Regions from separate parts of the Mus musculus genome. Here region 1 is linked to region 2. A link is a loop called in an ENCODE intact Hi-C map of the cell type or tissue named here. Cell type or tissue: left cerebral cortex. All regions are shown on one strand. Each heading gives the region's core, and the rest is flanking DNA. Links, peaks and the distances in the headings are about the cores only.

Region 1 (16,276 bases), core at 3,468-11,467, 560 kb after region 2:
TAAAGCAGATGAAGGGCTTCCGTGCTTGCTGGAATATACAGAGATGGATACAGCATTCTCTCAGTTCTTTTCATTTCCATTCCCAGTCAAAATGCTTTCTGCACTGGACATGGCCTGTGTCCCTGACCACATCATGGAAGGATCACAGCAGCAATGCTAAGAATATACTAGGGGCAGATTTCATCCTTCCCTTAGACTCCGCACTGCTGAAGGCCGTGTTCCCATGCTTCTCAGCTAGAACTAGAGGGCAGTAACATAAAGGGAACTTCAAGAGCTTTCTACTCATGAGTGTGTGTGTGTGTTGTGTGTCTGTGTGTCTGTGTGTGTGTGTGTGTGTGTGTGTGTGTGAGAGAGAGAGAGAGAGAGAGAGAGAGAGAGAGAGAGGCAGGGGGAAGGCAGGGGGGACTGTGTGGAATAAATACATTGCTTTTGTTATGGTTCACATTGCAAAAATAAAGGAGGGGAGCACGCAAAGTTCCCCTACTCCTTTGATTGGGATAACCATTAATTTAAAAATGGCATTTGTTCCTTCACAGTGGTGTTCTGATGAGTGAAGAGTAACGTTTTGTCAACATTTGATGGGCAGACAGGGCTGAGAGCTTTAGTATCATGCCATGCTGTTTTTTTTTCCATGTCTGTGTGTTTCTTCTGAAAGTTATGTAAACTGGTAAACCTCTTATGTTCAAAGCACACATTCGATGAACTATGACCTTCAGTATAATGATAAACACAGGTACACTTCATTTCTATGCAAGTGACTTTTCCTTTATTATGGGGAGTTCATCACTGACAAATATCATAATTTATGAGGAAAAGTCATGGGTTCTGAATAAGAATATCTGAATATCCATTCCCTTTTATGAAATGAATGGCTCATCTGTAGTAAGCATCTCATTGGAATCCAATGACCACTAAATCGTGAAGAGCTAATAATTTTATTCATCTGTTTATCACATTAGTCAGAATGAGTCTAAGTCCCTAGCCACAGAGGATTGTTAAAACTATGGTGAATGTTCTCATGACAGAATCCATACCACAGTATGCCTCTCTGCTCATGGATCTATGAACAGTCAGGCTGGAAATTTTGGAAATTTTGGAAATTTTTGACCTTAGTCAATTCACTCAATCTCAGTGACTAGTGTATTAAATCATTTCATCTTGCTGTAACAAATATTTGACAGAAAAGAACTTAAAGGGGCAAGAGATTATTTTGGCCACAGTTCAAAGATGAAAGCCACAATGGCAAGGAAGAAATAGTTTGTAGGAGTGTGAGGTGCCTTTTCACACTGCTTCTACAATCAAGAAGTAGAGAGAGAGGAAAGCGGATCTTCAACTAACTTTTACCCCCTTTCCTTTATAATTAGTCCAGGACCAGTTTGTGTGATGATGGCATCCACTGTCTCGGTGGGTTATTCTTTCTCAGTCAACTCTAGGGAAGTACCATCCTATGATAGTATTCTCCCAGAGAAGTATTTCACCTCTAGTATGTAGAAAGGAGTGTGTGGGTAGCAGAGTGAGTGAGTATGAGAGAGAGAGAGAGAGAGAGAGAGAGAGAGACAGAGACAGAGACAGAGACAGAGACAGAGACACAGAGACACAGAGAGAGAGACAGAGACAGAGACCAACAGAAACAGAGAGAGACAGAGAGAGAGAGAAACAGAGACAGAGAAATTGACAGAGACAGAGAGAACTAACAGCAGTGCTCAAACCTTAAGATAAACTGAGCCAGAGAAACAAGATTTTATGTCCACTCCCCAGGCTTGCTTTATTATCTTCCTTTTCTGCCTCCACATTTTTCCCCACCCCTTTCTTTCTGTCTCTACTCCCTCTCTGTCTTTCTCTCTTCGTTTTTCCTCTCTTCCTCTCTATTATCAAATACTATGCTGTTCATGAGTACATGCACAACTCAATATAGTTCCAATTTTAAAGTATTTCATTTTGTTAAGCTCTTTTAAAAGGTCTGGTCTCATTACACTGTCGATATGATATGATCGGACTAACTAAAATTCCTTAGGGGGGTGCATCCAGTTTAATTTACACCCCTGTGCTATTTCCTTGTGATTTCCACAATCCTTTTGAAAGACCTCTGTTTATTTTCTTCTGCCAAATTAAACACTGAAATCTTGTTTGTAGCTCCCATGTGTTCAGGTCCACCTGCAGCCACCTGAAGTCCCCTCAGTACAGTGGCTCTGGCTCTTGCATATGCAGGTGTCTTTCCTTTCTTAGAATTCCTACCATCTCACTCCCAGAGAGTCAGCTCCCTTCAGGTGTCACGTCCTGTCCCCCAAACTCATTCTCTTAGCTTCCTCCTTTGAGGTTCATTTCCAGAAGAATTGGCAGTGTTGGTGGCTCTGGGATGTTTCCAGAAACTTAAAAGACACTATTAATTTCCCTTAGGAATCCAAGAATCAAGGATCTGTGTTTTCTTCTAGGAAAATACTGATGCAACCAATTATAGTTCTACCACCCTTTATCTTCTATGTTAGAAATAATAGGGAAGGTCTTGACTCCATAATAGTTGATTATCAGAGTGAAAATTACAGCAAAATGTCAAAATGTTAGGAATTCTGCTAGATGCAGCATAAACAAATCCACATTGATGGATTCCCCACCCCAAATTTGGTTAATGATGTCATGACAGGCGAAGGGGCTCTGAATAAAACTGAATAAGTATCCCCAAACTGAGTGGGTAACTGTTTTATGTCAAAACAATAAATATAAATAAACAAACAGTTGGCAGGATGGCTCTCCCAGAGAACCCAGGTGTGGTTCTCAGCTCCTGCTCAGCAGTGTACAGCTTCCTGAATATCCAGTTTCACAAGATCTGATACATACAGTCTTTTGGATTCTTTGGGTATCCAGTATGCCCATGATATGCATACATGAAAACAAAACACTCCAACGCATAACTAAAACCAATTATATCTTTTAAAATGGCTAAGCATATCAAAAGCAACAGGAACAGTTGCCTTCAAGGACTGTGCCAGCTTTATGGAGTAGAAGTTAACTTGCACAGTACCATGATCTGTGGTGGGTCAGCAAACATGAGACAAAACTATATAGAAATAAAATTATCTTGCTGAAGATGCTCACATGAGTTTCCGCACACATTCCATTCAAATGAGGACAGAGAATGGGCTCTTCTCTCTCCTTCATGCAGACAGTGAAGATCCAATAGTTACTAAGGGAAATGTTTAGACCATTCACAAAGCCTTTTCACACCGTTTAGGGAATTTAATTGAGCTAAATCTAGATTGCTTCAAGCAGGAATAATCAGGAGAAGAACTTAGATCTCTTAAACTGACTTTGGGACAAATATGAGACAATGTAAACCTTTTATTGGGTGAGGGAAGACAGGGAGAGGGCTGAGATGATACCATTGGCAAAGTGCTTGCTTCACTAGTTTGGGTCCCTGGCATGCACATAAAAGGCAGGTAATATCATCTGTGTCTATAGCGCCAGAGCTGTAGAGGCAGAAACAGGCAGCCATTTTCACCTCTTGAGGAACCTTTCCTCTTGAGGAGCAACCCTGTCTAAAAATAAGGTGGAATGAAATTGAAGAAATCACCCAGGGTCACTTTTGGCCTGTGCACATTCAATCAAATGTTCATGCACCCCCACATACAAATGAATACATCTAAACAAATACTGCTCTCTCTCTCTTTCTCTCTCTTCTCTCTCTCTCTCTCTCTCTCTCTCTCTCTCTCTCTCTCACACACACACACACACACACACACACACACACATACCACACACACACACACACACACACACACACACACACACACACATTTATTGTCTGTGGCATCTCCTTTCCACAATACCAGAAATTAAAGAGAACTCGTGGGATGGAAGCTAAACTATAATCTGTGTGATTAGAACCAGTGAGAGAACACAGGTGACGGCATGGTGGGACTTCAACCAACATTGGATGTCAGAAAGGAAGAAGTCCATGCAGAGGAAAGCAAAAACAAGTAGACTGAGATAGACTAAAAAGAGCACTGGAGAGATAACTCAGGAGTCAAGTGGGAATACTGCTCCTAGGTCAGGCCCAAGTTCTAGTTCCAATACTGGTGTTAGACTTATGATTGCTTAACACAGCTCTAGGGGAATCTTACACTTCTGTCTTTGGCAGGTACCTGCATTCAAGTGCATAAACTCACACATGGATACACACACATGCACACAATTAAAATTAAAACTATTTTGCTTTTTTAGATTAAAAATAAAAGGGCAATACAAAGAAACTGACAAGAGAAAAGGTACGAGGTAGAGAAGACAATCGCCAAAGCCTATCTTCTAGGACAGGGCGGCCATCAGAGCAGTGATGGTATTATCTAATTTTCTTTATACCTTAGGATATAGTGTAAAAATAAATGTTCTCTTCCAAATAAATATATGAATATTTAATATGGGAGAGTAAAACAGATACAAGGTCAAATTGAAATATTCACTAGAACTTCTTAGAGATTCATGAAAATTAACAGTACTGACAAAAAGTAAACAATTACAGTTTGTAACAACTTTAACAACAAGGAAAGTAACAGTTAACAGATGTTGTGGTAGGTGACAGTGTCAATCTCAACCACTAAGTACTTCTTCAGGCAGACTATCTTTTCTGCTTCATTTAATTTGCACTCTCTACTGGCTTGTGAATAGAACTGATAGAGACTTCATTGGTCAGAAATTTCCTGGGCCTTGAGAATTTCTGTCCACTTTGTTGGACTATGCCTTTTCCTGGTAGGAGTCTATGGCAGCCTACACTCCAGGACAGGAAAACATGGGAAGTGGATCAGCTCCACAGAACCTAGCCATCAGTGTATAGAATGAGAAATAGGCTTCGGGAACCACAGGGTTTTGGAGATTGTCAGAGTATGCCTTGTGAAGTCACATGCATTCCCACACAGAAAAGATAGGAGCCTGCTATATTAGGCATGGTTCTCTAGAGCCATACATACATACATACATACATACATACATACATACATACACACATACAGCACACTCTCTTTTAGTAGTGTGTGTGTTTGCCTGTGAAGAGAGCTAGTTTTTAACAGTTCCTTTGTACTTCAAACTCAGGATCTCTTATGTGTGTGGTGGGATTTATTTTCTTTCTTTCTTTCTTTCTTTCTTTCTTTCTTTCTTTCTTTCTTTCTCTCTCTCTCTCTCTCTCTCTCTCTCTCTGTATCTCTCTCTGTCTCTCTCTCTCTTTCTTTCTTTTTCCCAAGGCAAACATGATCATACACTGCCATGCTCTCTAGTAAAAATTCTTTTGAAGTTTCAGGATGTTGTAACCCTCCATCTACTTAAGATTCTGTTGCTTTTCTATAAAGCAAATCTTTATTTCATGGAACTGCTGGATGGTATATAATGTTCTATAAAACCACAAAAGACAACCTTAGTAGTGATTAGACATTGCAGTAGTTAATGGGCATAAATTGATACATACGTTAGGCACTTAAGGCTAATTTTGAGTATATATGGAAAGTAATTAAAATAAATCAAAATGTACATGTCATTCTCATGTGTTTTATTTTGCTTTAAAACAAAATTTAAAATGGAAACAATTAAAATGTGACATGTATGTACTTCTAAGCTATTTTTGTTTATTTGCTTTGATTTTCATTTTTAAAAAACTTTTAAGCATGTTTTAATTTTTCTGTTTTTTATTTGAGATAGAGATAGATAGATAGTTATATATATACATAGATTGTAGAAAGTAACATAGATACATAGATGATAGATAAACACATACATATATACATAGATGATAGATAGATACCTAGATGATAGATAGATAGATGATAGGTAGATAGATAGTTACATAGATACCTAGATGCATAGATGATTAGATGATTACATATATATATATGTGTGTGTGTGTGTGTGTATACAGATAGATACCTAGATGCATAATTATATATATACATACACACACACACACACACACACACACACACACACACACACATATATATATATATATATATATATATATATATATATATATATATATACATATGATAGACACATACATACATAGATACATAGATGACAGATAGATACCTAAATACCTAGATACCTAGATGATAGATAGATAGATAGATAGATAGATAGATAGATAGATAGATGAAATTAGGTAGATGGGGAGTTAGGAAGGATCTAGAAGGAGTTTGGGGAGGGAAAAACATAACCAAAATGTTCTTATGAAGAAAGCTTTAAACAAACAAAAAATATTTGCTGCAGTCATTAACGGCTTTTAGACTGACTATGCACTAGACATACCAGCATCTGTTGTCATGGTTTCACATTATTGTTTTTGCTATTTAGGTCTTCACATTCAGGGTGATTTTTCCACACTATATCTATGGACTTTATTAAATAAAGAATGACAAGCAGACTTTTTTTTTCAATTTCCCAGGGGCCTTTAGTAAGAGCTTCTTTCTGAGAATTACTTTTGAATGGCATCGTGGGTGATGAATATAGCTTAAGCGGATATGATTCACTCAGCCGTTAGTTAAGGGAGAATACACAGTGGTGGGCGAACAATCTCTCCTCAGCAGCACACGCATTCATACACAGGCAAGGTGTTCAAAGCTGTCAACCACTCCCTTCGGTGTGGCATGTCTAAGAATGGTGAAAACTTTCTGTGGAGAAAGTACTCCACAAAAATACTCTAGAGTAGAGAAAAATAGCTACAACTAGGGGAATAGACAGTAAGCCAAGCCAAGCACATCGTCTTGGAACTGACTCTCCCACCCCCTCCCGCACACACTTTTTAAATTTATTGTTTTAGGTAAAGATGGAGTCAGAAAGCAAAAGTCAGCAATTGGGATATCTTGTTTCTTGTTTAAAAAAATAAAATGCAGGGCTGAGGTTACAGCTTAGTAGTTGAATGCCTACTGTGTTTGAGACCCTGAGATGGATACCTGATCTGAAAAATAAATACATACATAAATAAAATGAAAATATGGGAGGAGAGAAGAGGGAAAGTGGGAGAAGAGATAGAAGATAGACAAAAGGAGGAAGGAAGTATTCAGATAAACAAAACAAAATAGACAGGAAATAAACATATCCAATTGTAGTGATAACTTGAAATTCTCTCTCTGTCTCTGTCTCTGTCTGTGTGTATGTGTGTGTTATAGATGTGGGGTGTATATAAGCATCTGTGTGTTTATGTATACATACGAATGGGAATGAACATGTATGAATTTGAGTAGTAAAGCCAAAGGTTTATACCTGGTGTCTCCCTCTATTGTTCTCTAAGTTGTTTTTTGACATGTTTTATCACTGAACCTGAATGACATCCGGCAATAGACATACCTACTATGCCCAGATTTTTTTTAAATATAGAAAAGAGTTTATTCAGGGCATGGGGAGTGGAGTTAAGACGGTAGTAGAGGCAGAGAAAGACAGAGAGAGGGAGAGAGGGAGAAAGAAGAGAAGTAGAGGCCGGCCATGAATATGTGGAGAGAGGGGAAGGGAATGGGGAACGGAGTGGGGAAGGGAAGAGACCAAGAGAGCAAGAGACAAGAGAGGTATGCCCAGATTTTTACCTGGTTACTTAGAATTCAACCTCAGGTCCTCATATGTGTATGACACGTAATTTTCTTGCTGATCTATTGCCACAAGCACCTTGAAACATTTTTTTAAAGCAGATTTCAAGGCCCTGTGAGAAAGTTATGTGTGGTGCCACATTCTTGTAACATTAGCGCTTTGAAGGCTGAGGTTAGAAAACCACAGTGCCTAGATAGAGACTATGAGGCTAGCCGAGGCTCCATAATAAGAGCCTGTTTCACAAAATAAAACCAAAACCTTTGCGATTGTGTACATGGATTTCTCTACAAGTAGGCTTATACCAAATGATTTGGTTTGCTCACATCTGTTACCATAGATACAGTTATAAATCAATAAAACAAACATATCATCAAACTCAACAGTAAAAGCTAAGCTTCCATGAAAGTTAAACAGATGTCTCAAGCTAGGTGGGAACTTCACACTTAAAATGGCATTTTAGTTTCTGTAAGAAAACATTGGAATACAGCCTATTGCCATCATATAATGAAGGAGTAACATGACCAGGATCAGAAAACTGGTCATAGTAAAAATGGTATTTTTCATTTTGAGGGTAATATATTCTACATGTGTCACTTCAGAGATCAAATTCAAGATCACTCTCTTATACAATAATATGAAAGTATGTAGAGAAATTATCATCTGTATGAATTATGTGAGCCTCTTCTACAGTATAAAAGACTCTTTGTCCCACAGTTATTAACAACACTAAAGCAAACATAGCTATGTGTCCTTGTATGGTGAAGTACTGATTTAAGTTCATAGGAATGGAAATGCTGAATGGGGAATGAATGCTCTAGGTTTAATTCATGCATCCATGTCCTCTTTGACAGTGGAAAATATTGTTCTTCAGACTCTTCATCAGCTCATTAGACACAAACAAAAAGGTAGCTTATTTTAAATGTGTTATTAGAATATTTTCCAGTATGTTTATTTTATAATTTTCTTGCGGAGTCAAAACAATTGGATATTGAAATAATGATTCCATATCTGAAAACCCAAATTCTAAACATTAGTACCTTGCTTTGGACAGCTCATGGTTGTCCTATTTTTTCAAAAAAATAATAAATTCAGGTGTAATAAATAATTTATATCCAGTAAAATTGATGTTGTGTGTGTGTGCAGGTATATATCCACATGTGTATGTGGGAGCCAGAAACCAACCTTGGGTATCTTTCTTAAATATCATCTACCTTGTTTTTAAGACCTGATCCCTGAACACCATGGAATTGACAGTGAGTTAGGCTGGCTTGCCTGTGAGCCCCAGGTGCTCTGCTGTCTCTGATTGTCCAGCACTAGGGTTACACCTGTGCACCACCATACCTGGTAGTTTTGAAGTGGGTTCTGCAGATGGAACGTGGGTCTTCAATTTTGTAGAGCAAGCACTCTACATATGAAGGTATCTCCCTAGTCCCTAAAATTTCCTAATCTTATGGGTTCTAACAAAAGTAGGATTTCATGTAATAATCAACAATAGTAAGCTATGGAATTTTCAATCTACCCAGAACAGCTGCCATTTTACAATCAGCCCACCTCTAACATTCACCCCTGATAACCACTAATCTGCCATCTGTGCCTGTATTTCTTTCTGCCTTTCCCAGGGTGTCATAAATGGACTGACATTGTATGTAAATGTTTTAGTCTGCCTCCTTTTTAGGGGTCAATGGGCTTTCTACCCAAATTGGTGAGAGGTGCTCTGTTGGGTAACTGTACCTCAGCTTCTTTTCCCATTGGCTGGCTGGAGGATATTTGGGTTGAATGTCATTGAAGGAAATCATGAATGCAGCTGATATGAATATTAATGTACAGGATTTTGTATGAATAAACATTTTTTATTCATTCATAAATTACAGACACACACACACACCTGGAAAAGGAAAGTGGGCCATCTGGATTTTTACTGACTTGTGCAGTTTTATGGAAACTGGCAAGCTTCTTGGTGTTCATCAGCAACTGGTTATAAAGGAATTTATTATACACCTGTTCCTTTACCTATGTCCTCTAACTCTTTTTGGTTGGGGAATTGCTCTGTGCTTCTATAGCCAATCCAACATTTTTAAAGGTTAAAATGGAATCAAACAAACAAGGTTACAGTTAGTTAGGTTAACTTAATGTGAAAGAAACATAAGAATAACTTATAGGTAAGTTTCAGTTACTAGGAATATCAACATGATTCTATTAGGGTTGTAATAAATGAAACTTGAATAAATACCAAGTCAAAGCCTGTAGTAGACTTCCCAATCATGTGAGATTACAATATGGTGATGAGTGAGATTGTTTTGAAAGCAAACAAAGGGGGCAGTGCCAAGAGCTGTGGTAGATGAGGACATTCAGGGGACACACATATTTACTTTGTAGCATCTCCTAAGAAAAGGTAGAAAGAGTCATTTGCCAATAGGTAAAGTTAAGTGGGTGGGGATAAGAGGCTTGGGGAGGGTAAGCATCAACTGAGGAGGCCAGATGAGTGAGGAAAATAGAACCTAAAACTGGGGTGGGTGTCAGAATTTGCAGTCAAGAAATGTCCACGTGGTCAAACTTTGCAGTCAGACAGACAAGGGAAACGAAGAGCCTTTTAGTTGCTCAAAAAAGGAATGGAAAGAAGACTCCGAATCAATACAAAACTGTGCACTACAACAAAGCTAGTGTCGATAAACTGTCCTCCTGCCCAATGAAGCTCATTTCTCAGTTTTATTCTCTTGCATTTCCACTTTGTATAAACAAAATTATTGCTTACTTTGAATTTTACAGCAAAGTTCCTGGGCCCAAGTCTGAATTTCTCTAACAATGTCTTTCTTCATCAGTAAAACATGATCTCTTTTTACTAAATGATCTTACTCCTTTCACAAACCATTAGGAGGAAGATTTCACATGACATATTAGTGGGACTCACAGAACACATTCTCCTTTTAGGGCGAATTCTACTTTTATTGCTTGTCGTTTTTGGATGTTTTGTTTCTTCTGGAAGAGTCTCTGTAACACCAGGCTGCTCTTCTGTAACAACATCTGCCCTTGAACTCTGAATCCTATCCTTTGGTTGGGCTTATAGGCCTGGGCCATTACATCAGCCATTTTCTGTTCTCTCTCCTGTCCATGCTCCCTGCCTCAAAGCAGACAATGAATAAAATAAGGATGCAAATAGGAGAATGAAGTATGACAATGTTCATGATTGTGACATCTGATCTTAACTTCCCCTGGCAAAATGGAGGCAGCATTCTTGTAACTATGGACTGGCTGGTGGATTTGACACTAGCTCTACAACTTTTTATTCAAAATCCTTAGTGGCAGATGTTTTTCAGGATCTAATATATTTTGTATCTTTGAAATCAATGTATCCTGTGGCACAGGCACCAATATAAGAAGGAGACTTTGTAATAAAAAAGTGTTGCTTATGGAGCAGAACACAGCACAAATTGCCTTGGGTCATTAAATGAATCTGTATCCTTCTTGTAAGAAACTATGGGGTTTTGAAGTTAGTTTGCCTATTATAGTTGCATGTTTTCTGAACTTTTGATGAAAGAACAAACGATGAATTTTATTTATAAACTATAGACTATTTTAAATTATTTTTCTTTCCTTCTCATCTTTGATTCTCTAAAATGTTTAATTTTAGCTTGTTCCTTTTAATTTTATCAACCAAAAACAAATAGTAGATAAACCCAAATAGATTGTCGAAATGGGGCCAAGAAATATTGTGCATGTATAATTTAACATTAGTAAAACTCCATTCATAAGTATATCTGCACTTTATAGGTGAGAAAGCTAGGGGTTTTGATGGTCTAACTGCTTGGCAATCTTGTATTGTGATGGAGCCCACATTTAATCACTTTATATTCAACCCACTTGCCTGCAGAGTCTACTGTGCCAGTCAGTTTCCTCACCTAGACAATAGATCAGAGCACAGGCATTCCATTTTATGTTTAAAAACTTAAGCTGATTTTAAACCTTCTTATTAAGTTATAGGATCATTTTTGCCATCTTGAAAAAAAGGAATTTTACTCACTTCTGTCTGATAAATGACCTCACTCATTTATAAATTAGTTTGAAGAAAATCTTCACATGACAATTTATTGAGGGCCATGGAACATACTATCCATTTAGGATGCTTTTAAAACCTTATTTAAACATGGTGTGTGATCTAACAATGAAACAACCTAGAACTCTGAAGCAACAGATACATTCACTGAAGCAAAGAAGTTAAATTTAAATCTTATGTAAAACACATTTCGTAGGTCTTCCAAACCCAATATATTGAAGATGATCAAGAAGAAAATTCCCAGGGGAGATCCTTTAAAGACTGCCTTGCCAGGCTCTTCGGCTGGATAATGGGGATTAGCCACTGTGAACACCTCCAATTAAGGCAATAAACGTATGTGCGCATTAGCGCACTGGTGTTGGAGCTGTACTGCAAAACTGGAGTAAATACAGAGCACTGTGTCCTTCTGTGCAGGTCCCCAGCACAACTGCAGAAGGACTGCACCTCACGTGGTAGCTTGTCAGCTGCTGTTATTCTTAGTTCCATTTTCCCCCTCATTGGGAATGCAGTATTCCTTAATGAAATAGCCTTTCAGTAAGTACTAAAAATTAAGTTCTAAAAGACTTTGCAAGTCTTTTGATTCTGAATACTTTTCAGGATTACTTTTGCATCTTCCTGTTTTTGTTTTTTTAAAAAAAAAGAACTTGCTGAATGGCAGATCTTGACAAACAGCAAGCCATCGCCAAATTCTGGTGTCATAAAAATGAGGTTTGGCTTACATGTCATTCTGATTATGTTACATGGTTCTATTTATATGGTATAATCTGTATATAGAGAAAAATAAGGAGTAAAATGGAGATTTTCACGTAGAATTTGGAGCATTAAATTTGGACTTAATTGGACTGGAGAAATGACTCTGGTTATGAGCAGTTGCTGCTCAAAAGACCATCTAAGCTCAGTTTTTAACACCTGTATCTGGCCGCTCAGACATGTAGAATATCGAAACTGGTCTTAAATTTTCTAAATTTCAGCATCTGAAGTGATTTTTAAGACACAAAGTGACTGTTTTACCAGGAGACACCTGCACTCAAGGACAAGCCTCAGTATTTTGCCTGCTGCTGTGCTGTGGACTAGAAAGAATACTTGCTAATGGACACTTGGCAAGTTCTATTCTTCAACTACTTGGGCTTAATCTCTATTCTACACTCATGTCTAACTCTCAGTCTGTGTAACTCTGAACAGGCAGTGTGATGACCTTTTTGTGATGTTGCTGTGAGACGATGGTGTTGACCTTCATGCTCTATCTTAACGCAAACCCATGTGTGTCCGAGTTAATCATACAGCGTCAAAATTTTACTATGCTGCCTTAGTGTCTGTGACATAGTGTAATACAGGTCTGAGTCTATTTCAATTTTAGCCATTCTGAAGGTTTACTTCTCTATAATTTCTGGCTTTTTAAAAGAAAAGAAGGAGCCTGGCGTGATGGCGCACGCCTTTAATCCCAGCACTCGGGAGGCAGAGGCAGGCAGATTTCTGAGTTTGAGGCCAGCCGGTTCTACAAAGTGAATTCCAGGACAATCAGGGCTATACAGAGAAACCCTGTCTCAAAAAAAAAAAAAAAAAAAAAGAAAGAAACAAAAAAGAAAAAGAAAAAAAAGAGAAAAGAAGCAAAAGGGATGAGACTATAAAGAATTCTGAGGAGCAGAATCAAAACAACAACAAAACCCAGCTTGTAGCGTGGAGTCTGAATTCATACCTCAAAAATGAAGTATTGAAGTAGATCTCTGTCAACTACCAAATGCTATTTCAGTCCGTGCATGGGCCCAACTCACTCCACACCATCTGCTTCTCAGGGAGCAATTAGTCTGAAACTACAGCATGCACATTGAAATTCTGTTAACAGTGAACAGAATATTAATGTGTCTGCCATGGCCATTTTTATCTACCAAAATTTTAGTGTTAATTCTGAGTAAAACAGGTATAACATTTTAATCTATTCCGTTAATTAAAAATACTGAATAAAAGATATAATTAGCTTAAAATTATGTAACAGAACAGAGAAGTGAGTTTAACAACACTGTGTTGTAGCAACAAACATGTGGGGAACGGTTCTATATTAAGTTAATAGTTACTTGTGAAAAATGCTAAATACTTTGTTAAATCAGTTGACCTAGGACTCTGACTTTGGAATCCCCTTTTCTTTTACAGAACCACGTCACTGCCTTTGCGGAAGTCACATGATGTTGAAGCAGACGGTTTTTCCCTGCACTGGACATCATCCCTATTTACCATACATTCATAACAGAGTTTATTTGATTACACAGGAAATTTATAAAGATGTAGGACACTTTTTATAATTTTAAAACTTGACAGCACCCTCTCTGCCCCGCCCTCCCACGAGACTGTGAGCTCCTCAAGAGCAGGACCATGGCTTCCTCTTCTGCATCCCCGCCACCCACGACAAAGCCCAGCACAAAGTGTGGGTGTTCAGTGAAAACACGATGATAAAACGAACAAGTCAACTCTTAAATAAAATGGTTGCTTTAGTTTCTCAAAAAGAATCTCTGTGACTATGTGGAAAGAAACCCCCACATGGGTTATATTTGTATAAAAGAAACCCTCTATTTTGGGCTAGTTAAGTCTTTTTAATTTTTCATATATCTATTCAGCAGTATAGCATATTTAATTTGAAGTGAATTTTGAAAGTTCTGGGGACTTTTTATTATGCAGCATGACATTATTTCCATTTTAACAGATTTCAGTGTGTGGAATCACTTTACTTTTAGAAAGTATGTCCTATACTAAATTGTTTGCTCATTATATTATGCTATATTTCACTTAAAACACCATTCATACTACATATTCTAAGACTGGTGCTTCTGCTTTTAAAGGGGAAAATGCCAATTTTTACTGTCACTGAGTAATGTATCATAATTAAAATTATTTATTTGGACTTTTTCTTTGACAGTTGTGGTTTAATGGTTGTGCTGCAATTTTTTTTAATGCAGGCAATATTTAGAATACATTAAGGTAAATCCAGCCATGATACCTTGTTATTGAGTAGCCTTCCATCATTAACAGTGTCTCAAAATGGCTATGGTCCATTATTAAATTTTCTAATTGGTCCAGAACTCAAATAATTTAAATGAGAAAGAACCACACCTTAAAATACTATCATGAAAATACTAGAAATATGATTAATGTATTTTTGTAATTGTCTAATACTTTAATTAAACGTATTTATAGTTATCATTTAATCCTTATGGCAATCCTGTATAAATATTGAAAGATGACTTTATTTACATATGATAAAAATAAAGCCAAGACTGATAACATGCCCAGTCCATACCACTAGTCAAGGGAAGAGTTAAATCTAAATTCAGATTTACCCTGAAACTCTTATTTTTCTCAAATATGCCACAGTTGCCTCAACATTCATGACACTGAGGCCATTAAGAGGCCATTAGGGTTCTGAGAAACTACCTATCTTTAAGAAAAAAAAATGAAGAAATGCTAAAGTTAGGAACAGAAGGTCTGCAGTATTTTAAAAGCTTACTTACATGGAGGAACATAAAACATCTCTTTCAAACGCAGAGCTATTTAGGATTCTATTTATAATCCTATTTTAAAATAATGACATTCTAGTGTCTGAATGTGAGGCTTTTGGTAGAAGAGAGGTCCAAATGAAGATTCTCATCTCTGCATCTCAGCTACCTCTCAGGAAAGGGGCTGAGGGACAGGTTATACAGTGACCATGTAAGTTAAAGATGAAAACAGTCTCCACAGAAGAAGGAGGATCAAGTCATGAGTCACTCTGCAATCTCTAAGGCTAACCCAAGATACTTTGACTTAAATGTGCAGAAAAATGATTTCTTTTAATCTTTCTAGTCTAAACATTTAGTTTGCTCTCTTAATTTCAACAGAAATCAGCAAATAATTAAAACCAAAGGCTTCTCTGTTACTTCCAAATGGATTTCAGTTGCCCAATTTCAATTCTGAAGAGGTCAAAATATGTCAACTGAAAGCCAAATTAAAAAAAAATCTCATTTCTATGAATTGCAAATCTCTATAGCAGTTTTATTCTTTTGGAAATGTAGAGCAAACTTTGCATGTCTTGACAATCTTTAAAGACATTGTTTAGAAAGCATTAGCAATGGCAAATTTGCTTCCTAGGATTGAAATAAAGGATATGACCATAATGCCAAGCAAAGGCAGGGTAGCTGACTAGGTCTATACAGTTGCTCAAGGCTACTGGTCCTATACCCATTCAAAAGGACCCAGACGGGAGTGAATTTCCCCTTGGAGGCCTTAACATTACATAAGTCAGTGATAAAGTTTTTCACCTTCCTAAACCTGGTCAGATTAAAAGAGTTATAAATTAAAGAACTAATCAGGGTCAAAGTTAAATCACTTCTGCTATTACATTTAAGCATCATGAACCCAAGGTTGTACAATGATAAAGTCCAGGAAAAAATTAAAGATGCATGCGAATTAACCAAACTCAGCCAAGAGTGCTTAACCATGATGCAACTACTTAGAACTATTTTAAAATTTATACCTTTCAGAAAACGTCAGAACAATGGCTGGAGCTGGAATTCAGTGGTACGGCACTTGCCTAGCATGCACAGGCCCTGGGTTCAATCCCTAGGACCTGTATAAGAAAGCACTAATATCAATATATAAATATGTACATACATAGTAAAAGCAGGCAATCACATGCCTTTCCGA
Region 2 (16,276 bases), core at 3,309-11,308:
CCATTTGGTTCTGGCTTTATAATCAAGAAGATAAGGAGACTACTGGGATAATTGGTGCTGGTTAGCTGGAGCTAAGAAATTAGCAATGATTAAGAAGAGACCAACATCACTGAGGTGAAATCTGGGAAGTGTTTTCTGAGAGCACAAAGAAGTTTTATTCCAGACATACCTAAGGTTGTACCTTGTACTGTAGCTGAACTTGGTCATGTGTAAGTCACCCAGGTGGTACTGATTTTGAAGGCATGAAGGGATCATGGAGAGCAACCGAGGCTTGGCTTTGTGAGAGGCCAGGAAAAGCCATTGGTGAAGGGGCAGCCTCAGTTGCAGTTTATGGCCCATGACTAAAGGGGTCTTGTAAAGGAATTGAGGAGACCTGAAGAGAGCTTATGAGAGGCTATTGGTGAAGTCTAGTTGCAGGGGTAGACAGTATATTGGAGATGCCAGTACTATAGGATGATCACAAAGAACAGCAGCAGCAGTGGAATGAAGTCAACTAGAGCCTAGAGTGCTACAGAGGGCAGAGCTAGAGATATGAACCAAGCCCTTTGGAGGAGCCCAGAAGATCATGTGTGGATTCCAGACACTGGAACAAGAAGCTGTGTCTTTGAAGTTTCCTTGAAATCCCAAGATGTTTGAGATGCCAGGGCCATGGAAAATCTGCTGAGGAAAGCTGCTAACAGGGAGTGGAACCATCCCAGGAGAAAGACATTTGTTGCAGTCAACAAAGATGAAAAAGGAGTTAGAGATCTGAAGATTGCTTTGACATCAGACATGGAGATGCAGAGTTTGGAGTTTGCCCAGAGGGTTTCCTCTCTTGCTTTGGGGATTACAGTTAAGTGATTGGATGGATCTCAGAAGAGACTTCGAACTTTGGACTTTAAACTTCGTTGAGACTGCTATAGACTATGGGGACTTTTGAAGTTGGACTAAATACATTTTTTATTGTGCTATGGCTAGGTATGACCCTATAGACTCATGTGTTTGACAGGCCTATGGGTTCCAGGGAGTGGAATGTGATGGTTTGAATATGCTTGGCCCAGGGAGTGGCACTATTAGGAGGTGTGGCCTTGTTGGAGTGGGTGTGTCACTGTGAGCATCAGCTTTTATATCCCTGTCCTAGCTGCCTGGAAGCCTGGAAGTCTTCTAGAGGACTTCAAATGAAGATGCTACTACTTCACCCCTTGGTTTTTTTTTTTCTTTTTCTTTTTCTTTCTTTCTTTTTTTTTTTGTTGTTGTTTTCTTTCTTTTTTTATTAGATATTTTCTTTATTGACATTTCAAATGTTATCCCCTTTCCCGGATTCCCCTCGGAAAACCCCTTATCCCCTCCCTCTCCCCCTGCTTACCAACCCACCCTCTCCCACTTCCCAGTGGGTCATCCAAGACAGAAGTTGTGGCAACAGCTCATTTGTAAACATGTATGGTTTCTGAGTTAGCAAGCAGAACCTTGGTGATGTTTGCTTTTTTATAAAGCAGGATAAATGGGTTGGTCATGATACATCTCAAAGCCATTTCTACAGCTGAAGAGAAATATCTTTAAGATCTAGAAAAAGAGTACAAAGTGAGCCATGTTCATTCACCTCAGTCCCTACTTTAGAAAGCAACAGTGGCTGTATCCCGAATTCCTTGTTTCTATAAAAGCTTTTCATATAAAACCCCTATACCTTACAGGGTTTGGATCTCCATGTTTATTGAGCGGGAACCTACAGGAGTGTCCTGAGCAGGTTAGGTTTGTTTGTTTGTTTTTGTCAACTTGTTACAAATTGGAGTCTCCTAGAAAGAGGGGACCTCCATTGAGGAATTGCCCTCAGAAGATTAGTCAGGTTACAGATCTGTGGGGGAATTTTCTTGATTAGCAACTAGTGTCAGATGGTCCAGCCCATAGTGGGCAGTCCCACGCCTTTCTCTACATTGTATATTTTAAAAAAGCAACCTGGGTAGTTCCATGAAGATTAGCACGTACAAAAAATGTCTCCTTAAATAACGACAAATGTGAAATGATATTTAAAAACAAAACAAAAAGCAGGCAAGCTGACCACATCATAGAAAGCCAGAGGCTCTGCCAGAACCTGAGGCAGATGTTCACAGCTAACCTTTGGACTGAGCACAGGGTCCCCAGTGGAGGAGTTGGAGAAGGGACTGTAGGAGCTGAGGGGGTTTGCAGTTCCTTGGGGGGAGCAATAGTGTCAATCGACCAGACACTCCGGAGCTCCTGGGGACTGGACCAAAGGGTACACATGGAGGGACCCATGGCTCCAGCCCCATACGTAGCCTTGTTGGACATCAGTGGGAGGAGAGGCCCTTAATCCCGTGGGGGTTCGATGCCCTAGTGTAGGGGAATGCTAAAGTGGGAAGGTGGGGGTGGGTGGATGGTTGGGGGGACACCCTCATAGAGAGAGGGGGAGGGGGTGGGATGGGGGGTTTCCAGAGGGTAAAGGTAGAAAGGGGATAACATTTGAAATGTAAATAAAGAAAATATCCAATAAAAGAAAAAAATTTAAAAAAAAAGAAGAAAGAAAGAAAGAAAAGACAGACAATCAGTATGTAGCTTTCCTTGTTTTCTGCTCCAGTTCCTGCCTCCATTTTTCTCCCCTGGCTTTTCAGGATGGCGGACTATAACCTGTAAGGCCAACTAATTCTTTCCTCCTCGTTTGCTTTTGATCATGGTATTTATCCTAGTAAGAAAGAAGCAAACGAAGACACCTTATTTTGTAAAAGAGATCTCTAAGTTAAACAATTGTTTAAAACCCTATAACCTATAGTCTTTAAGGATTCATTATGCAGAACTTAAGAACAATGCAGTGTTCTAAAAGTGTTATCACAGGGACACTTTAAGATTACATGTTGGAGGGTCTCATGTGATGTAATAAGAACTTGGAAGAGAAGTGGAAAGTTTCTGTTCCTTTTCTAGGTGGCTAAAGTAGCATTGTGAAATGCAGGAAATCACAGAAAACCTGTACTAGCCTAATACAGTGAGTGATAGCCACCCCCGCATCAATCCCACTCCACCATCAGCCCCCAATGTTAAATAACCATGACGTTCAGCCTTCAATGAGGATCAAATGCTTTTTACCAGTGACTCAACATAACATGACCTGATTCTCCATATCAAATGTTTGCATTTTCATGTTGATGACAATTGTTTGCAGCTTGATGAAAGAATTGCTAGGTGGGACAAAATATCTGAATAATTTGTTTTCCTTATTGTATGATCGAGGCTTGGCTATAATCATAATTAATGTAGTTTGGCCACCTAACAGATGCATCGGTGGCCATTCAAACCTTTGCATGGCAAGAGACACAATACTTTGTGCATTTAGTTGATCTTTCCTTATACTTGTCTCTCTCTTAATTGATCCTTAGAAGGGAACATAAAACACTTAAATGATATTTCTATGAATTCACAACTAGCCTCTTCCAGGAGAATGGGAGTATAGTTATTGACTCATCGTCTTGGCCCTTCATCTATACAATATTGGTTTGGTTCTACACCTGAAGAACTTTTGACTAGTGTTGTTCACTCTCAGGGCCAATAATTATCTTCTCTTAGGGATGCAGGATGAATGCTGGCCAGTTCGATGTCCTTGGTTTTTCAGCGTGGGTCGCAGACCTTATGTTCTAGGAAACATTGGCTTAGCGTATGTTTAACCTCAGCTCACTGCACACGAAAACTGACAGTCTAACAAGAGATTTTGAGCTAATATTCATTTGATTGGCATGACTTTGGGCTTTTGCTTCAGTTCTTCTCATTAAAGTGAGTGGGGCAATGACATGACAGAATTTTAGACAAAATTTCCATGCTACGTAGTAATTTTGTGGCAGTAGTAGATCACTGTGCTTAGAGATGTTGGAACCATCACCAGGAGTGACCAAATCACCCCGTGTTTACTGAGATGTTTTGTTATTTCTGGGATGTTACAGAAAGGAACAAAACAAATTCCAGAATGCACAGCGAGGTCCATCATCAACCCTAGAGTAAAGACTATTTCTGTTACTTTGTTTGAGTTCTTAGGGTAAAAATCTACTTTTTGATGAACTGTTTTCTACTCCTAAGAATATTCCAAATGAAAACTTATAAAGTATAAATATACTAGACTTATAATTGCTACTTGATGCTAATTTTCTCTAGAGTTTAAAATGTATAAAATTGGTAATTATATGCCTGGGTATTTAATTAATTAAAAACCTGATTACCGAGTCTTACTTATTTTGAAAAACAGGAATTTATTTCAAGTGTTTGAATATATTGGTACATACATAGTTCTTCTCAGGATGTTGTTAGGATATTCTAGACAAAATAATAATGCTACTTGTCTGAAAAAAAATCTTATTTTTAATGTGGGAGTAGTAATCACGAATGTGATTATAAGAAGAAACAAAGTAATTAGAATCAACTTGCTTTGAACAAAACTTCCTATAATCCCAACTGACAGATGTTTTTAAATTATAAGTAATGGGCCAAGTATTTTTAAAGATTTATTTATTTTTATTTTACATGTTTGAGTGTTTTTCTTGTATGTAAGGGCACTGTGTGAGGGCCTGGTGCTTGCAGAGGCCAGAAGAGGGTGCTAGATCTCCTGGAACTGTCATTGTGAATGACAGTTATAAGCCATTCTCTTCCCTCTATATACATTAGTGTCCAAGTCAGTTCTCAAACTGTGATTGTACTTGAAGACAGAATCTATATAGTATATTGTACTTGGAGACAGATCTTCGTGGAGATAAATAAGTTACAATGGGTATCTTCCTGTCTCTGTCTCCTGAGTGCTGAGATTAAAGGTAAGTGCCACCACCACCCAGCTCTAAAATTAGGATGTTAAAAAAAGTACTAATCATATTTGACGGAAGAATTCCTAAGAGAGTATGATAGAGACAGACATACAGAAGAGTGATCCCAGGAAAATGTGGAGAAGATGACAGCCTACCAGGCAGGGTAAGCCTGAGAAGACACCAACCTTACCAATACATGGACCCCAGAGTTATAGCCTCTGGGACTATGAGAAAATGCATTTCTGCAGTGTAAGCTATGTAGCCTGTCATAGCTTGTCATAGTACAACCATGGCTAGTTGAAACATTCACAACCATCACTATAGAAACTCAAAGACCAATCCTGTCTCTTCCGAGAGACTCTACGCATCCCAGACGCTGGTAATTGAAACTTCCCGCTCGTCAGTTTCGTTGTCATCTTGTGTTAAACTTTCCTCCTCGTCAGGTAGACAGAAGGGGGAGGGGGTGTTAGAGTGGGCACTGAATGATGGGCTTCTGATCATATGAACTCTGAATCTCTTCCTCCTGCCAGACCACTGCCGAGTAAGGGGCAGACACAGGACTGTGCAGTCACACATGTGCACCTGCGTGGATAAGGTGTGGGAGGCACCCAGGGCAGTCACACATGTGCACCTGCATGTATAAGGTGTGGGAGGTACCCAAGGCAGTCACACATGTGCACCTGCATGTATAAGGTGTGGGAGGCACCCAGGGCAGTCACACATGTGCACCTGCATGTATAAGGTGTGGGAGGCACCCAGGGCAGTCACACATGTGCACCTGCATGTATAAGGTGTGGGAGGCACCCAGGGCAGTCACACATGTGCACCTGCATGTATAAGGTGTGGGAGGCACCCAGGGCAGTCACACATGTGCACCTGCATGTATAAGGTGTGGGAGGCACCCAGGGCAGTCACACATGTGCACCTGCATGTATAAGGTGTGGGAGGCACCCAGGGCAGTCACACATGTGCACCTGCATGTATAAGGTGTGGGAGGCACCCAGGTATTGAACAAGTGTCAGAGTGCAGTGTGGTTAATAGCTTTTGGGACTAGATGAAACCTGACAGCTTCACAGTTCTGTTTGACCTTGAATGCTGTTCAGCTTCTCAGGCCTAGTGACAGACTCTACCTTCTTAGCATGTTCACAAGGACTGATGAGTTAGATCATTTGTCGGTTATGTAGTACTAGGGGGAGGGCTGAATCTACACTTTATAGCATCCTTGTGCAAGTTAGTGAAACAACACAACAGATTTGGTGGTTTTGGAGTTGCTTGTTTTGGAAATACGGTCTCACTCTGCAGCCCAGGGTTGGTCTTGAAAAGGCAGTCATCCTGATTGAAGTAATAAATGTAGTGCTGGGAAGTTGAGCAGGCATTAAACACATGTCTTGTTGTTCTAAGAATCTCGATAAGTGTTATGGCTATGCTCTCAAACAAGAGATTCAAGGTGCATGAACTGTATAGCTCTGGCAGGTCGGCCAGCTTCAAGGCTCCCAAACCCTCAGAGGGCAGAGAGGTCAGAGTACAATGTAGAGCTTCCAACTGCCGACCTTTGCCCATTCTACATCAGATGTTGCCTCACTTTGCCATAGAGATGAAACACGCTTCTGTCTTGCTCTTACCTCCCATACAGGGAAAACCAGGCTTCATACACCCTGGGGCATGAAGACTAGCAGAAGAAACCGGATGTCAGCAAGGCATTGGCAAAGGATCTATTATCATTGTTACACATGCGAAGGTGTTTCATTTTTCATAAGGTTGTGGTTGTAAGCCTTCGCAAGCAAATGACTAAGGAACGAATCTCTACTGGCTCCTTCCTGACTCTTCTGAATGTCTTCCCTGTGACCTCAGACAGCGGTCGTGAACTTGGAGGTCATCACCCCCTGGGGGGGGGTTGCATATCAGATATCCTGCTTGCTAGCATTAGGAAGGTTGAAAATCCGCTGCCTTGGAGCCTGCGTCTCCTTCTCAGCTCTTCTGTCCTGACTAAGTCCAGCATCTCCTCATCAACAGCAGAGAATGTGCATGACGCTCCCTCTACTCCCTGCATTCAGGGTTGCCCTGCCTCCAGCAGCCTTTCCACACCATGGCTGTCTGGCTTTGAATTTGTCTTTTGTTAGCACAATTTGGTCACTGAGTTAATTTTTATTCAAATCTCAGTGGCCCTAACACATCACACTGGTGTAATAGGGAATATACTGACAAGGCTGGAGATTTTTAAGTCACGTACACCGAATCCACACACATTGCAGCCCTCTCTTCAAGGGAATGCAGGATTCCAATGAGTCTGAGAATAACTGCAGAGGAAAAGCCTGAACTTCTCAAAAGAAACCAGATGGTGGCAGCATAGAATGCACAAGGAAGGCCAGGACCAACGGCAGCTTCCAAACATGAAACTACTAATTAGTGATGAGAACACCATCAGGAAAACCGGTTAAGAACATGCAGTTTAGTTCCAGAAATACCTGCTTTTGGCCTTGTTTCCATCCTCACTGGCGGCATGAACTTGGGCAAGCCGATTAATTTCTTTAAGCCTCATTTCCTCATCTACACAATGAGGATGACCATAATTACAGGAGTGTTTTGGGATTATGGGAGAAAATGTCTGTGATATGCTTAGTCTATGCCTAGGAAACAAGCAGTTCAGGGACAGGCAGGCAGACAGACAGATAGAGATATATATGATGAGTAGTTTTATGTCAATTTGACACAAGCTAACGTCATCTGAGAGGAGGCAACCTCAATTAAGAAAATGTCTCCATAAAATCAGGCTATAGGCAAGCCAGTAGGGCGTTTTCTTAATGAATTATTGATGGCAGAGGGTGCAGCCCATTATGAGTGGGGTGATTCATGGCCAGGTGTTCCTGGATTCTACAAGAAAGCAAGCCAGTAAGCCGCACTCCTTCACAACCTCTGCATCAGCTCCAGCCTCCAGCTTCCTGCCCCATTTTCCTGTCTTGGCATCCTTTGATGATGAACAGTGGTGTGGAAGTATAATCCCTCTCCGACTTGATTTTTGTCATGGTGTTTCATCACAGCATTAGTAGTCCTTTCCAAGACAGACAGATAGACAGACAGACAGACAGGTTTTTATTTTTACTTGAAACATTGTCTCCCCCGAACCTGGTGCTTTCTAACTGAGTTAGATTGACCGACCAGAAAATCTATTTCCACTTATCCACTGTTGTAATTACAAGCATATCCTGCTGCACTTGGCTTTTAAAGATTGTATTTTAAATTTTATTTTTAGTGTGTGTGTGTGTGTGTGTGTGTGTGTGTGTGTGTGTGTGCGCGCGTGTGCGTGCGCACATGCAGGCTTTCTGGCTTTCTGTGTATGGGCCTATGAGTGCTGATATCTACAGGGGCCAAAAGGTGGCACCAGATCCCTTGGAACTAGGGTTAGGGATGATTATTGCAAGCCACTTGATATGGGCGCTGGGAACCTAACTTGGGCCGTCTGCCAAAGCAGTAGGTGCTCCTAACTGCTGAATCGTTTCTGTCCCACCACTTCGTGACTTTTTGCAGTGTTCATGCTGAGGGTCAAAGTCACATCTTCATGATTGTGCAGTAAGCACTTTATTGACTGAGCCATTTACCCAGCCCTGAGCATTGCATTTTTCAGGAATAGTTGCTTAAACATTCCCTAAACTGAGCATGGATACCTAGGGCAAAGGAGGCTCATTGTCTAGAGAACTTAGAAATACTTCTAAATGCTAACTGAATTCAGTCTTCACTTCTCAATCACCATGCGCTGGCAATGCTAAACATTAAAAGTGATAAAATATTTTTCCTTATAGTAACTTGGTTCCTTTAAAAACTTGAGGATTTCATTATCAGCCAAGCATTTTAGATGGATGCTTCTGGCTCTTTGCATTGAATCCCTCCTTCCAGGCTGATTGCACAGATTGCTCAATGGAGGTACATTATACACTCCTGCCTTCCATGACTTATCTTTTTTTTTTTTTTTTTTTTTAACCACACAGTTCCTATGACCTCAAATACCTTATAACCTTCTTTTCCAATTACCTACATCTTACTTTTCTTTTCAGGGACCAGTGTTTAAAAAAAAAGCTCCATTTTCTGGGGAGCTTTCACCATCTGCTGATTTCACAGAGAGATCTCCCTTGTGAATGTAGCTATTTTGGCCTCTGGCATCTGCTGTCTTGAGTGAAGCATATTGCCTCTTTTTCCCTATATGAAGGAGGAGCTCATTCACAGAGTTGGGGTTTATTTCCATAATCTAGAGAAGCTTTAGGTTTCAGTATCATCTGTACGATTGGTGCTCGCATGTGCTTAAATTTTAAGATACTCTGTTCCACCGAGTGAGTATGTGTGACTGCTGGGTGGATGCTTTCTATTTTGAACTGGGTCACACATGCATACATACTCTATTAATTTAAGTTATATTGTTAATATTATACACTTTAAATAGTAGATATAATGTATCATTAACATTAGGTTTTTTATAAAAGTTTTTGTGTATGTTGTGTATGTATGTGGTCTGTATATGTGCATACATGTGTTTGTAGGTGCTTACATATGTGTTCATGCAGGATCCAAATTGAGGTTGGATATCTTTCCTTGACTGCTTGACACATTTGTGCCTGAGACTGTATCTCACTAAACGTGAACTCATCCATTTGGTTAGGTTGGCTGGCCAATGAGCTTCAGGGATCTCCTTGTCTCCTCCCCACTGTCTCTCCAAGACTGGAGTTCTAGACATATATCACGCAGTCCAGCATGTTTTATATGGACTCAGGGAATCCAAGCTCAGGGTTTCATGCTTATGGAGAAGACATTTTACTGATGGATCCATCTCCCTAGATAGAATATTAGGTATTTTTTTTAAAAAAGAAGAAATAAAATTTCTTTGTAAGGTAAGACACAAGTGATTGTAGCTTCTTTCTCGGGTTCTAGATTAGTGTGCAAAGTCTCATTTAAATTCTAGATATTTCACAGAAGCTATTTCTAGTGAAATCTGGATTGCTATCTATCTATCTATCTATCTATCTATCTATCTATCCATCCATCTATCTTAACCTAGTGCATATAATGGCTGCTTTTTTCATGGCAAAACATCAACTGTGAAGAATACAAGGTATTTTAATTCATTTGTTAGGCTTGGGTTTACGTCTTACCTAGCTACTATAATAGAGTATTCTTGGCATCTGAGCATTAAAGCACATCCACCCGAAGGCCTCTTTTCTGTGCACTTGCTTCTGTGTTCCTAGGAAGGTACCATGCACACTGCCAAGAGAGGGAAGTGGTTAATATTCCTACAAACATTATGAACTACAGTGACCAGTAAGGCATGATACCATAAAGTTCATAAGTGGTACTCACATGTGGTAAACTACAGTTATCTAATTGGACTTAGGGTCTACCCAAAAGAGCAAAATGGCAGCTGGTGCTAGAAACTTAGCTAAATTCCTGGGAAAACTAGAGTCATGAGTTTTGGAAAAGAATCTACTTCTGCCACTTTGCTACGCCAGCATAATCTCTACCTATATTCTAAATCTTATCGTTATACCCATAGATAAGTATTGCTACTACCCTTATTAAAGAAACTTTTTTTTTTAATGGCAAATAAAGATCAGCACAGAAAACCACCACTGGACACAGTGTAGTGATCAATAGATTGTTGGGATCCTACTCTCAGTGGATGCACATATATCACAGCTTCTTTGTGGTTCAGGGGACATCATGGAAGAAGGGGCAGGAAACTGTAAGGGTCAGAATATCAAGATGTCTGCTATGAAACAGTCTCTCATAGAAATGGCTACACAAACAAAACCTGATCAACAGCAATGGCAGTAAATGCATTAGTGTAGAAGTAGAGAAAAATCTCATGGGGTTCTATTCTGTTCTGGCTGGTTTTATGTCAACTTGATACAAGCTAGAATCATCTGGAAAAAGGGACTCTCAACTGAAAAGATGCTTCCATAAGATTTTCCTATAGTCAAGTCTGTAGTACATTTTCTTAGTTAGTGATTGGTTTGAGAATTCTCAGCCCATTGTGGGCCATTCACCTCTGGGATGATGGTCCTAGGTGATATAAGAGAGGAGGCTGAGCAAGTCATGGAGAGTAAGCCAGTGAGTAGCTCTCTTTCATGGCCTCTGTACCAGTTATTACCTCCACATTCCTCCTTGAGTTCCCTTTTTGATTAGTATGGATGATGGATTTATAATCTGAGAGTTTAAAAAATGTTCCCTCCCTCCAGTTGTTGATCATGGTGTTTGATCACAGGAATAGAAATTCTGACTAAGACACACTGGTGGTTTGAATATGCTTGGCCCAGAGAGTGGCACTATTTGGAGGTGTGGTCTTGTTGGAGAAAGTATGTCACTAAGGGTGTGGGCTTTAAGACCCTTGTGCTAGCTGCCTAGAGACCAGTCTTCTTCTGTATGCTTTTGGATGAAGATGTAGAACTCTCAGCTCCTCCAGCCCCACATTTGCCTGGATGCTGTCATCTTCCTGCCTTGATGATAATGTACTGCATCTCTGAACCTATAAGCCAGCCCCAATTAAATGTTGTCCTTTATAAGAGTTGCCCTGGTCAAGGTATCTTGTCATAGCAGTAAAACCCTAGCTAAGACACACACTAAGACCAAGAACCGCAGGCTTCTAATGACTGCTGAGAAAGGCAATATAAACAGACTCAGAGGGTTGTATTTATGTATTTATTCAGATGTACACATGCATTTATGCAAATATACATGCATATTTATGTATGTAACAATAGTAAAGAAAAAGAACTGCTATCAGTCTGAGCGCAGGGGCTGGAGGGTGGGGACTTGGGGGGAACTGTAGGGAGGACAGGGAAGGAGAAAAGTGATGCAATTTCTTTTAATTCAAATGTATAAAAATTAACAAAATACATTTAAAACAAAGAAAAGACAGGAAAGAGGGAAGAAATCAAAGGACCATATCTTTCTTCTGGTTTCTAAAGATTATACCGTTTTCTCTGGATATTAAGGAAATATGCAAATAATAATTTTTAAAAATCACTCTGTGTTCTCATATTCTATGAAATAGCCACTATGTTATTCAAATTCTTTGTAAAATTCCTTGCCATACCCTATTATCAAGGGCACAGACTACAAGTACGGGGACCTCCAGAATTCTGTGATCTCACTGGGTAGAACTATAGAATTTCATTTCATTTATTTATTCAAGTTTGGAGAGAGAGAGATGCAATATTATGATGAAGTCTTAGATGTGTAAGCTAAAATAAACATTTTGTTCCTCAATTTTCTTTTTGTCAGAATGCTTTATCACAGCAACAGAAAACAAACTAGGAAAGAAGGAAAAGTACAAATATTGATAAATCCTGTTTTGGCACCCTCCCTAATCCATATGATTCAGAATGTATTTTATGATGAATAGCTTTTATAAGAACGTGGCCTGGTAAGTTTTGTGTCAACTTGACACAAACTAAAATACAATGAGAAGAGGAGCATCAACTGAGAAAAATCTCTATCAGTTTGCTTGCATGAAAGTCTGTATGTGTATTTTCTTGATTCCTAACTGAATGAGGAGGATCAAGTTTCCTGGGGGGCAGTATCTCAAGGTACTTATGAAAGTTAGTGTGAATTGTCAACTTGGCAGAATACATTTCCTAGCCCTGCATACAACTAGGCATAGTGGTGAATACTGGACTTTTAATATCACACAGAGAGGCAAAAGGATCAAGAGTTCAAGGCGAGTCTTATGTACACAATGAGAGTTCAAGGCTAGTCTGTACTACGTGAGTCCTGTGTCTCAAAAAAAAATCTATTAAAAAAGTAAGTAAAAGTGACCTGTTAGTTTTTGTTAAATTTTAGTATCCTTATTTCTGGAGTTTTCTTCTTGTTTTCAGCAATTTCCTTCAGAGCCAGGAGAGGAGGGACTGTTTTTCAGAACTGGAAGTATGAAGATACTAAAACTTTGAAGCTGTAACAAGAAAGGTAACACTAGTCTCTCCAACTTATGCTAAACATAAATGAAGCCGAGTTGCTGGACTAAATCGCTAGTAGGAGCTTTGTGCTTTGAATGCTCGCTAATGACTCAGAAGCACATAACACAACAGGTCAGCTATCCGTCACATGGAAGTTGTTTCCCTTCTCGAAGTCAGTTTAGTGCAAATGATCCTAGTTACCTCCTCTGTGTGCAAAAGCCTCAGGGTCTCGGTGAGAGCTCTCTTATGATGGTTAGAGAAAATCTGTAGGGAGAGAATCTCGAGCTGTTCCCTGCGGAGGTCACAAAGGATGGGAAGGAACTCCGGATGGAAGCAGATGCCTTCTGAAAGCAGAGGGAGAGACTATAGAGGACATGGATGGAAGTGGGAATGACTTCCACAGGACAACCGCATCCATGGGTACCAAGCAGTCATACAAAAGGACAGCAATTGCCTAACATATTTGAGAACTATGACCAGCCACTTTTGATCTTATAAAAATTTCTGTGAAGAATAAGTATATTGACCTTGTGAGAGTGAGGTTTGAGAGTGTCTCTCTTACTCGCTCTCCCGCTAACTGGCTGAGTTCCTTGGTTACTTAGAAATCCATGAGATACAGGTGAAGTCAAAGAAGTCCTTTATAGTGGAAAATAATCCATAAATCTACAGTGAATAAATAATACTTTTTCATAAACATGAGATATAAGAAATTCATAAGGGCTCAAGAAGCTGGACACTGGAAATTCAAATAACCCCATTAAAAATGGGGTACAGAGCTAAACAAAGAATTCTCAACTGAGGAATACCTAAGGGCTGAGAAGCACTTGAAAAAATGTTCAACATCCTTAATCATCAGGGAAATGCAAATCAAAACAACTCTGAGATTCCACCTCACACCAGTCAGAATGGCTAAGATCAAAAGTTCAGGTGACAGCAGATTCTGGTGAGGATATAGAGAAAGAGGAACACTGCTCCATTGCTGGTGGGATTGCAAGCTTGTACATCCACTCTGGAAATCACTATGGTGGTTCCTCAGAAAATTGGACATAGTACTGCCGTAAGATCCCCCAATACCTCTCCTGGGCATATACCCAGAAGATGTTCCAACTGGTTGAGGTATGACACATCCTCCACTATGTTCATAGCAGCCTTATTTATAATAGCCAGAAGCTGGAAAGAACCCAGATGTCCCTCAACAGAGGAATGGATACAGAAAATGTGGTACACTTACACAATGGAGTACTACTCAACTATTAAAAACAATGAATTTATTAAATTCTTAGGCAAATGGATGTATCTGGAGGATATTATCCTGAGTGAGGTAACCCAATCACAAAAGAAGTCACTTGATATGTACCCACTGATAAGTGGGTATTAGCCCAGAAACACAGAACACCCAAGATCCAATTTGCAAAATACAAGAAAATCAAGAAGAAGGAAGACCAATGGGTGGATACTTCATTCCTCCTTAGAATAGGGAACAAAATACCCATGGAAGGAGTTACAGAGAAAGTTTGGAGCTGAGACGAAAGGATGGACCATCCAAAGACTGCCCCACCTGGGGATCCATCCCATAATCAGCCACCAAATGCAGACACTATTGCATATGCCAGGAAGATTTTGCTGACAGGACCCTGATATAGCTGTCTCTTGTGAGGCTATGCCAGTGCCTGGCAAATACAGAAGTGGATGCTCACAGTCATAGGATGGCACACAGGGCCCCTAATGGAGAGCTAGAGAAAGTATCCAAGGAGCTAAAGGGGTCTGGAACCCTATAGGAGGATCAACAATATGAACTAACCAGTATCCCCCAGAGCTAGTGTCTCTAGCTGTATATGTAGCAGAGGATGGCCTAGTTGGCTATCAATGGAAGGTGAGGCCCTTGGTCTTCTGAAAATTATATACCCCAGTACAGGCAAATGCCAGGGCCAGGAAGCAGAAGTGGGTGGGTTGGGGAGCAGGGTGGGAGAAGGGTATAGGGGATTTTCAGAAAGGAAACTAGGAAAGGGGATAACATTTGAAATGTAAATGAAAATATCTAATAAAAAAATTGAAAAAATAAGAAATTCACAACTGGGTTAGGGAGATGGCTCAGTCAATGGAGTGTAAGCGAGCGAGCCTGAGTTTAGATCTCTGCATCCACATGTACAGTCATGTCATCCCAGCACTGTGCAGGGGGAGGTAGATAGATCCCTAGCACATACTCATCACTCAGTATGGCTGAAGTGGAGACACCAGGTCATGTGGGATATCCTACTTCAAAAACTAAAATGGAGTGGTATTGAGAAGGTGTTTGAAACCCACCCCTAGCCTTTATACACATATGCCTATACACCTTCATGCACACATGAACTCACATGTACCCCTACATGGCACATTTCATGTACATTTCTTGATAGAAAAAGTTAAATGTTGTCTCTACAAATCAATACTAACTAGCTGCTGAATACAAGCCCGGGGCACAGTTCTACAGATGTTCCTGGAAGAGGAGGCAGAGGGGCTCCACCCTTCCAGATACTCCAGCTTTCCCCGTCACACAATGATGTCCAGTAGTACTCATTTTTACAGGGAGAGGCTTGTTTTTTCTTTCCTTGCGAATTTTGGATTTTCGAGAGCAATTCTAGCCTCTGTTTGTAGTTATCCTCACAGTTCACTGCTCTCCCTGGACCCATGGGACACTTTCCAAAGTGCTTCTGTCTATTTTGGATCTTCTGCACAGTGAAGCAAATCACCAGAGTCAAGAGACAATCTATAGAATGGGGAAAAAGTATTTTCAAACTGTGTGTTTGACAAGGGTTTGATATCCAGAAGAGATAAGGAAACCCCAAAACTCAATTTCAGAACCCTTTAAATGGTCTGATTAAAAACTGGGCAGCAGAGTTAAATAGACATTTTCTAAGGCATACAAATATTTTGCAGGTACATGAAAACATTTTTTAAACCACTAATCATCATATAAATGTGGATCAAAATCCCAAGGCAACATCACTTACTCTAGTAAGAATGGCTGGTATCAGAGAGACTCAACTCAGTAAATACTGGGCAGGATGAAGACATAAGAGAACAGTTGTTCACTGCTGGGAAGAATATAATTTAATACAGAATTATGGAAAACAATGTGGAAAACTGGAACGACCACATGAGTTAGCAATCCTATCTTTGGGTGTATATCTATTGGAAATGAAATCAGAATTCTACAGAGATACTGTGCTAGTATATTTATCTAGACACTATTCATAGTGCTCTAAACTGGAAACAACCAAAATCTCCATCCACTGATAAACAGAAAAAGAGAATCTAGTACCCTCACAAAAGATGGATATTCTCTCACTTGTGACAACTAGAAGATCATTATTGCCAGTTTAGCACAGAAACTAAGTACCGCATCTGTCACTGAGATGCGGGGGCATAAAGTACTGGTCTCATAGATGTAAGAGAAGAATGATGGTAACCAGAAAGTAGAAATAGTGGGGTGGAAAGACGGTGTTAGGTAGGGGGGTGACCAATAGGTATTAAGTTTCAGCTAGAGAAGAAAGTAGTTCTGCTGTGCTTCTGATGAGGCGGTGAGTG

The links. A loop is a pair of places that touch in the nucleus more often than their neighbours do. Peaks named below come from ENCODE experiments on the same cell type or tissue, not always from the same donor. Only the 100,000 strongest peaks of a DNase experiment are listed, where the experiment ranks them.
Region 1: it touches region 2 in a loop (2.4-fold over the local background); 3 of 42 quality-filtered maps call a loop at or near these places.

The regions. Positions count from the first base shown.
Region 1 is chr3:117,672,860-117,689,135 of GRCm38, forward strand. Plppr5 (phospholipid phosphatase related 5) reads left to right here. Exons shown (of 6, transcript NM_029425.3): 6 at 13,757-16,276. The coding sequence ends at 13,789. Among named protein-coding and RNA genes, the nearest start is that of Plppr5, 110 kb to the left of the region's middle. In left cerebral cortex, for the core only: no CTCF peak of the experiment used is centred there; a DNase peak (open chromatin) is centred at 6,538.
Region 2 is chr3:117,113,475-117,129,750 of GRCm38, forward strand. No RefSeq gene overlaps it. Among named protein-coding and RNA genes, the nearest start is that of 1700061I17Rik, 44 kb to the left of the region's middle. In left cerebral cortex, for the core only: CTCF peaks have their summits at 4,546 (motif pointing right) and 7,110 (motif pointing right); DNase peaks (open chromatin) are centred at 4,562, 7,104, 7,626 and 8,924.